Regions from separate parts of the Homo sapiens genome. Here region 1 is linked to region 2. A link is a contact called in ENCODE POLR2A ChIA-PET data. All regions are on one chromosome and are shown on one strand. The core of a region is the stretch at or near the end of the contact, and the rest is flanking DNA. Distances in the headings are between cores, read along the strand shown. Region 1 overlaps DEF6 (DEF6 guanine nucleotide exchange factor). Region 2 overlaps ANKS1A (ankyrin repeat and sterile alpha motif domain containing 1A).

The links. ChIA-PET counts read pairs that join two places held with the same protein, here RNA polymerase II (POLR2A).
Region 1: POLR2A ChIA-PET joins it to region 2 with 10 read pairs in RWPE1. The contact joins two enhancer-like sites. POLR2A ChIA-PET finds 5 or more read pairs at or near these places in 2 of 52 experiments (OCI-LY7 and RWPE1).

Annotation. Positions count from the first base shown.
Region 1 is chr6:35,302,940-35,306,867 of GRCh38, forward strand. The region is part of intron 1 of DEF6 (DEF6 guanine nucleotide exchange factor); the gene reads left to right. Among named protein-coding and RNA genes, the nearest start is that of DEF6, 7.1 kb to the left of the region's middle. RefSeq lists enhancers at 1-45, 1-247, 246-445. Within about 2 kb of position 2,377, at least 2 of the 41 ENCODE cell types and tissues checked have a DNase peak (open chromatin) inside an H3K27ac peak, as active enhancers do.
Region 2 is chr6:35,084,848-35,088,829 of GRCh38, forward strand. It overlaps ANKS1A (ankyrin repeat and sterile alpha motif domain containing 1A), which reads left to right. Exons shown (of 24, transcript NM_015245.3): 22 at 919-1,089; 23 at 2,105-2,202; 24 at 3,759-3,982. The coding sequence ends at 3,762. Among named protein-coding and RNA genes, the nearest start is that of TCP11, 54 kb to the right of the region's middle. RefSeq lists enhancers at 1,380-1,880, 2,619-3,446, 3,447-3,982. Within about 2 kb of position 2,709, at least 7 of the 41 ENCODE cell types and tissues checked have a DNase peak (open chromatin) inside an H3K27ac peak, as active enhancers do.

The DNA of each region.
Region 1 (3,928 bases), core at 1,127-3,626, 220 kb after region 2:
CCCCTGATCCAGGGCTGAGGACTGATGGAGATCTGCAAGTGAGCTCCTGCTCACAACTCCTCTGTCACTGCCATTTCCTTTGCAGCATGACCCCTCCCCTAGTCACACCCTCTCTCCACCCCCAACCCCTACCGCACCCAGGCACAGGAAGCTGACAGTCTGAGGTCGGCCCAGCTCTCTGGAGAGAGGCCCTGAGTGTCTGGGCATTTAATTCTTCCTTGTCCTACTATCTGACAGCACGCGGGGGTCAGAGTCTCTGCCCTGGGTTCTTCAGGATCCAATGGCAAAAGTGCAGGTGAGGTGCAGGTCTTAGGGACAGTACAGGGCGACAGAACTAAGCTCAAATAACTGTGCTGTTATGTGGCAGGTTCTGTCCTGGGTCGGGGAGGGCATTCATAGGTCCTCTCCTAAGACTCCCTTTTTAGAGAGATGAAAACTGAAGCCCAGTAAGGTTAATATGCTCACTGGGATTTAGTCAATCTCTGTCTGGCTTTTGTATTTTGTCTGCTTCTTCCCATGAAGTGTTTAAGTTCATTCAAGAGATACTTAATGAGCATCCATTAGGTGCCAGGCCCCGTGATACCACAGTGAAAAAAACGCAAATGTTTCTACCCTTGTGGTGCTGACATTCTAGTCAGAGGAGGCAGATAATAAACTAAATGAAATGTACAATATGATGAAAGATGATACATGACATGGAAGAAAATAAAGCAGAAATGGGTAGGGATCATGGAGGTCAGGCAGGATTGGGTTACAGGTTTAAATAAGGTGATCAGGCCGGGCAGGGTAGCTCACACCTGTAATCTCAGCACTTTGGGAGGCTGAGGCGGGTGGATCGCTTCAGCCCAGGAATTCAAGACCAACCTGGGCAACATAGTGAAAGCCCGTCCCTACAAAAGATAGAAAAATTAGGCCCAGCACGGTGGCTCTTGCCTGTAATCCCAGCACTTTGGGAGGCCGAGGCGGGTGGATCACCTAAGTCAGGGGTTCGAGACCAGCCTGGCCAACATGTTGAAACCCCATCTCTACTAAAAATACAAAAATTAGCTGGATGTTGGTGGCAGGCACCTGTAATCCCAGCTACTCAGGAGGCTGAGGCAGGAGAATTGCTTGAACCCGGGAGGCAGAGGTTACAGGGAACTGAGATCACACCATTGCACTCCAGCCTGGGCACAAGAGCAAAACTACATTGCAAAAAAAAGAAAACACACACACACATATACACACAAAAATTAGCCGGGTGTGATGGCGCACGCCTACAGTTCCAGCTACTCAGGAGGCTGATATGGGAAGATCACCTGAGCCAGGGCGGTCGAGGCTGCAGTGAGCTGTGATTGTGCCACTACACTTCAGCCTGGGCAACAGAGTGAGACCCAGTCTCAAAAGATAAGGTGATCAGAGGATATTCCACCTGGTCAGGGAATATATATTCCCTGAGAAGGTGTCATCTAAGTAAAAACAGGGAGGAGGAAAGGGTTTGAGCCATGCAGTGACCTGGAGAGAAATATTCCAGGCTGCAGGAACAGTAAGTGCAAAGGCCCTTGGGCAAGAATATGCCTGACCTGCTGGAGGAACATTAAGAAGGCAGAATGGCTGGAGGCAAGTAAACAAGAGGGATGAGGTCAGAGAAGGTGCAGCAGGCCAGGTCACATGGGGCCTGGAGGCCTGTGGAAGGACTCGAACTTTTACTCTGAAAATTATGGGAAACCATTGGAGCATTTGAGTTAGACTTTAGGAGTCAGTCAGAAACATTCAGTGAATGGGGGACATTATACTATCTTTGGAGTCAAGGTTGAGATTAGAGTCATTGCTGCCCTCAAGGAATGTAGAACACCCAGAAATGCTCACACAAACAGTGAACAGCAAAAGAATATTATTATAGAGCAACTTAATAGGGCAAATTAATAACTGGGTTAATGGCACCCTTTTTCATCCCTATTGTTTTAAATTTTATCCTAAAGACAATATATTCTCCTGGTTTAAAAAAAGAAAACACACAGAAGAATATAATGTTAATGAAGAAATTCGGGGCTGCGCTGTGGTAGCTCATACTTGTAATCCCAACACTTTAGGAGGCCGAGGCAGGAGGATCTCTTGAGCCCAGGAGGGCTCTTCCTGCCTCGGCCTCCTAAAGCATTGGGATTACAGGTATGAGCCACCATGGCCTGGGCAATATAATGGGAACTCATCTCTATGAAAAAAAAGAATTTTTTTTTTTTTTTTCCAGACAGGGTCTGGATCTGTCACTCAGGCTGGAGTTCAGTGGCACGATCTCAGCTCACTGCAGCCTTGACTTCCTGGGCTCAAGCAATTCTCCCACCTCAGCCTCCTGAGTAGCTGGGACTACAGGAGTGTGCCGCCACACCCGGCTAATTTTGGTATTACAAAAAAATTTTTTAACTTAGCTGAGCATGGTGACACATGCCTGTAGTCCCAATTACTCGGGAGGTTGAAGTGGGAGGATCGCTTGAGCCTGGGAGGCGGAAGCTGCAGTGAGCAGAAATCGTGACACTGCACCCCAGCTTAGGCAACAGAGTGAGACCCCGTCTCTAAATAAATAAACAAAAATAAAAATGAATTTATTATAAAATTAAAACATGTTAGTGGTAATTTTTTTTTTGTGGGGGTGTGTGTGTGTATGTGTGTGTGTGACAGAGTCTCACTCTGCCACCCAGGCTGGAGTGCAGTGGCACTATCCTTCCTGGCTCACCTCAACCGCCACCTCCCAGGTTCAAGCAATTCTCCTGCCTCAGCCTCCCTGTAACTGGGATTACAGCCGCCTGCCATCACACCCAGCTAATTTTTGTATTTTTAGTAGAGATGAGGTTTCGCCATGCTGGCCAGGCTGGTGTTGAACTCCTGACCTCAAGTGATCCGCCCACCTGGGCCTCCCAAAGTGCTGGGATTACAGGTGTGAACCACTGCGCCTGGCCAAATTTGTTTTTTTGTTTTTGTTTTTGTTTTAATTTTTAGATGGAGTTTCACTCTTGTTGCCCAGGCTGGGGTGCAATGGCACAATCTCGGCTCACTGCAACCTCTGCCTCCTGGGTTCAACTGATTCTCCTGCCTCAGCCTCCCAAGTAGCTGGGATTATAGGCGCCTGCCACAATGCCTGGCTAATTTTTAGTATTTTTAGTAGAGACAGGGTTTCAACATGTTGGTCAGGTGGGTCTCGAACTCCTGACCTCAGGTGATCCACCTGCCTCGGCCTCCCAAAGTGCTGGGATTACAGGCGTGAGCCCCTGCACCCGGCCCAAAAAAATTTTGAAGTAAAGAAGAATATAATGTTGGCCGGGCGCGGTGGCTCATGCCTGTAACCCCAGCACTTTGGGAGGCCGAGGCGGGCGGAACACCTGAGGTCAGGAGTTTGAGACCAGCCTGGTCAACATGGCAAAACCCCGTCTCTACTAAAAATACAAAAATTAGCCAGGCATGGTGGCGGGCGCCTGTAATCTCAGCTCTTCGGGAAGCCGAGGAAGGAGAAGCACCTGAACCCGAGAGGCAGAGGTTGCGGTGAGCCGAGATCACGCCATTGCACTCCAGCCTGGGCAACAAGAGTGAAATTCTGTCTTAAAAAAAAAAAAAAGATGAAAGTTTCTCCCCTCACTCTGGAGAGGTGATCACTGTTAACAGTTTGTGAGTCTTCTAGATTCTTTCTGTATACAAATAAACAGGTTGAACCATATGAAATTTCTGACACTTGATTGTTTTGACCTACTGAAATACTAGTTTCATATAATTCGACCTAATCTTTGCACATGTATTTGACAAACATTTCATTCTGTAGCTTGCTTTTTTTACATGCCAGTGTAGTATGCATATCTTTCAATGTCTGTTCATATAAACATAACAAAGATCACCCACAACTTTTATTAAGCAGTGCACTATGCACCAGGTACTCTTCACTCAAAACAGCCTTTGGAGCAGA
Region 2 (3,982 bases), core at 1,459-3,958:
AGCTGCCCACAGGGAGCAGACCAGAACTGACAGCCCACAGGCGGGGGTTCCCTCTAACCTGCAACAAAGCATGAGAGTGGCCCCAGGCTGCTTCCTCACCCCGGGAGGAAGTCAGAGGGGTCCAGGTCTCTGCCGCCCTCAGGGATAGCAGCTGCTTCCAGAATCTCTGTGGCTCCTGGAATACAGGCAGCTCTGGGCATCCCCACACTCCTGGGACCTCATCCACCCCAGTCCTCTGTTTGCTCTGGGCCAGTGAAGGTTAGGAGGAACCAGGCTTTGCTGCTTGCTGGCTGTGTGAGCTTGGAAACATCGCATCTGCCTGCTTCCTCATCTGTCTGGAGGGGATATAATGTGGCCCACCTCAGGGGCCACTGTGAGATGGATGAGGTGGTCCACACAGCACAGTCAGTGGCATTTACCTGTTGCTGACTTTTCCCACATACACTCAGTTCTGCTGTAACGCCACACATACGCTCCTAACAATCACTGTGCTGTGTAAAATCACACAAGGAAAACCACAGGGTTTATGGGGAAATGGAGTTAGGGGCACAGCACTCACAGACTTTGTCGGTGACACATTAAAAATAAAAGCACTAGCACCACTTACATTAAATGGTAAGAAATACCCAAGTACTGCTGCAGGCACGGCACCCTGCCTTGGAAAAGACCTGCCGTAGGCTTACAGCAGTGTGCACCTGCCCTCCCCGCAGCCCAGCTCCCGGCCACATCCTGTGTAGAGCGGGAAGAACAACAGAGACCTAGGAAGAGTAAAGGAGGGAAAGGAGGGAAGAGTGGAAGGAGGTAGGAGCGCTCCCGGGTAGACTTAGAGGGGGACACATGGTCCCTGCGAGGAAGGGCATATCCAGTGTGAAGCGGCTCCTGAACCAGGTGCTTAAGTGGTGATCTGCTTCCTCCCAGAACCTGACCTACGAGATCATCCTGACGCTGGGGCAGGCCTTCGAAGTGGCCTATCAGTTGGCCCTGCAGGCCCAGAAGTCCAGGGCGACGGGCGCCTCTGCAGCTGAGATGATTGAAACAAAATCTTCCAAACCGGTGCCTAAGCCTCGGGTCGGCGTGAGGAAATCCGCAGTACGTGGGCCCCACTGGCCAAGATCCCCCTCTCCCTGGCCCCAGGGATTCAAGGGCTCAGGGTGGTCAGCGTGAGGAGGGTCTTCTGGCACTTCCAGAAAGCTGGCCCTCCAGGGAAATGACCCTCTTAATTGTCCCCCAACCCTGCCAGGTCTCGCCCCTGGAAAGGCAGCAGCTCCTCTGGCCTGGGCGGGCCTCTCATGCTCCTGTTTCCCTCCCTCGCTGGGCTCCCCCAAGGGCAAGGCCGTCAAGGGGCTGCAGAGAGCGGCCTGCAGGCAGCCCCCAGTAACTGCGCCATCCCTGTGTCTGTGTCTGCTTTGCTCTGCACCCCAGGTGCCGCTGCCCCCCGATAGTCGCTGTTGTTACTGTCACACCTGCACCACCCACCGTCCTTCCTACCTACCGCTGCCATCTGTTAGTCCTGGAGTCAAGGTCTTTACGCCTCCTGCTGTCTTGTGTGTCAGTCTCCCCGAAGTGACCGTGAGCGCTCTTAGCCTCTGGCGGCCTCTCCCTCTGCCTGTGTGACATTCTTTCCCCTCTTCCTGAGATGCCCTCTGCCTGTTCTGTGTGTGCTTCAGCCCTCTCTGTTTTTCTGTTGTGTGTCCTCTCTCCAGAGGTCTGGGGTGACTGCTGTGGTCTTGCCTTGGGGTGAGCTCTCTGGGCCTACCAGAGAGACCCGAGGCTGGACATTTGCAAGCCCCATATCCCCTTCCTGCCCAGTGTGAGTGGGTCTGGGGCTTAGAGCAGGAGGCCCGCCTAGGACAGGGGTCCTTTAACTGAGCAATCCCAAGAAATCCCGGAGAGAAGCTGTGCCTGGAGGTGGCCCTCCCCAAGATGCTCCAGGAGGGTGTCCCTCCTCCGCCTGCCCCCAGGGGCCTGCTCTTTGGCCGAGGAGAATAAGGGCTGCCCCTCCCAGCACAGGGGCCACAGCCTGGCCTGGGGGTGGGAGGGGCCTGCTGCCTCCAGCCCTGGCACAGAGCTCCCTCTGACTCTTGACTGCTTCCTTGTTTGGCAGCTGGAACCACCTGATATGGACCAAGATGCCCAATCCCATGCCAGTGTCTCCTGGGTTGTGGACCCCAAACCAGACTCTAAGCGGAGCCTCAGCACCAAGTATGAGACCACTATCTTCTAAAACAACCCACTCCCTGTCTCCACTAGTCTCACTGTGCCTTTGCCATCCGATCTTTCTGCTGTCCTCAACTCTCTCCTTCCAGCTGCTGATGCCAAGGCCCCACCTGCACTGGGACCTGCTCCTCTTGGGCGGGCGGCAGCGTAGACGCTGTACACTTGCAGCTCTCGCACCTACCACCACCGAACACTGTGAATTCTCCCCCTTGGGCTGAGGACAGCTTGAGGGGGTGAGTTGCCTTTGAGGTGGGCATCAAGAGGGCTCAGGGGTTCTGTTGCACCCTGGAAGCCTCCACGGGCAGGCACTGTGAACCCCGACGGGCAGGGCAGTCTCCAGCAGGATCCCAACGGCACTGATAGCTCCCCAGGGTTGGGCTGGGCTCTGTGTGGCTCCCTCCTCCTGTCTGCTGTACTGAGCCACAGCTGGGCACCGTTGCCAAGAGCTAGCTGACTGTTCTCACCTCTCCTGAACCAACCAACCACTGTGACCACCCAGTGCCAGAGTCCCCAGCACTCTGCTCACAGCCGGCCTGCAGCCCCACCCCACTGTCCTCCGCTACTCCGAGGTGCTGGCCTCACTCTCATGGCTAGGCCCTTGTGAGACCTTGAGCTCAGTGATGTGGCTGGACCAGGGACAGACTGCTTTCTGTGAGGGCCCAAGATATGCGCCAGGCCCTTGGGTCCGTGCTGACTGCCCCACTTGGGGCTCTGGGTATCTGAACACTCACAGGCTGGCTCACACAGCAGGTGTCTCAGTCCTGATGGGCCTTCCCCTCCAAGGAGGTGGGTGGCATGTGTGTGGACAGCCCCTCTATCTTCGCCATGGAGTCTCAAGGCCTGGCAGCCTTGGGCCTGGCTCTGGAGTCTAGCTCACTGAGGAGGAAGGCCTTCCGTAGAACCAACGAGGAGGCGGCCTGTGCCCTGCACACACGGCGCACCTTCTTCCCTCACAGAACAGAGCTGCTGGAGGACAGGGACCTGGACCAAGTGGCCTCCATTGTCCTCTGGGAGCTTTCTGACACTCTCCACGGTGGGGGATCACAGATAGACAGCGCCGTCCAGCATGCCCCTGACCACCTCCCTCAGCCTCCTGACTCCTCCGAAAGGAGAGGCCGTCCCATCGCAGCAGCTCAGAAGCTGGGATGGTGGAGCTGAGTCTTTGAAGAGGCACCCCATTCTCCAGTGTGGGCAAATCAGTTTGGATGGCAGGAGACAGGAAGGAAGCGGCGCCCATAGGCAGCCGTGCACACATAGCAGAGTCCACTAGGAAAGCCAGTCGGCCAGGGCAGTCAAAACCCAAGTCGATAAACTGGGTGGGTCCTGCGTACCCACCCATCCTTGTGCCTTCCTGAGCAGAGTCACTGAGCCAGAGGCAGTGGGGGCTGCAGGCTGTGGGTGCTCAAAGCAGGCATGGAGGGTGCCCCGGGGAGGCTGTGAGGGATCGTCTGTCCTGCTCTGTGTTTCCTTTCCATTTCCTCCACCGTCCGCAGGCCCCATTGGTTAACCCTTTCCTCCCCCCATTGTTTGCTTCTGCCAAGCTGAGCCACTGAGGAACCACACTGTGCTGCGGAAACATAGACGTGGGGGCATAGGCTCCCACTGCCACCACCGCCATCGCCTCACCTGCAGCTCTGAAGACCCAGGCCTCACCTCCGCCTGCAGGACCTCCTCTTGGCCACTTGGCCTGGGCCTGCCACCACCACGTCCTGCAGAACGAGCCCTGCCTTGGCTGTGGAGAAGCACTCCAGGCCGCTAGCAGATG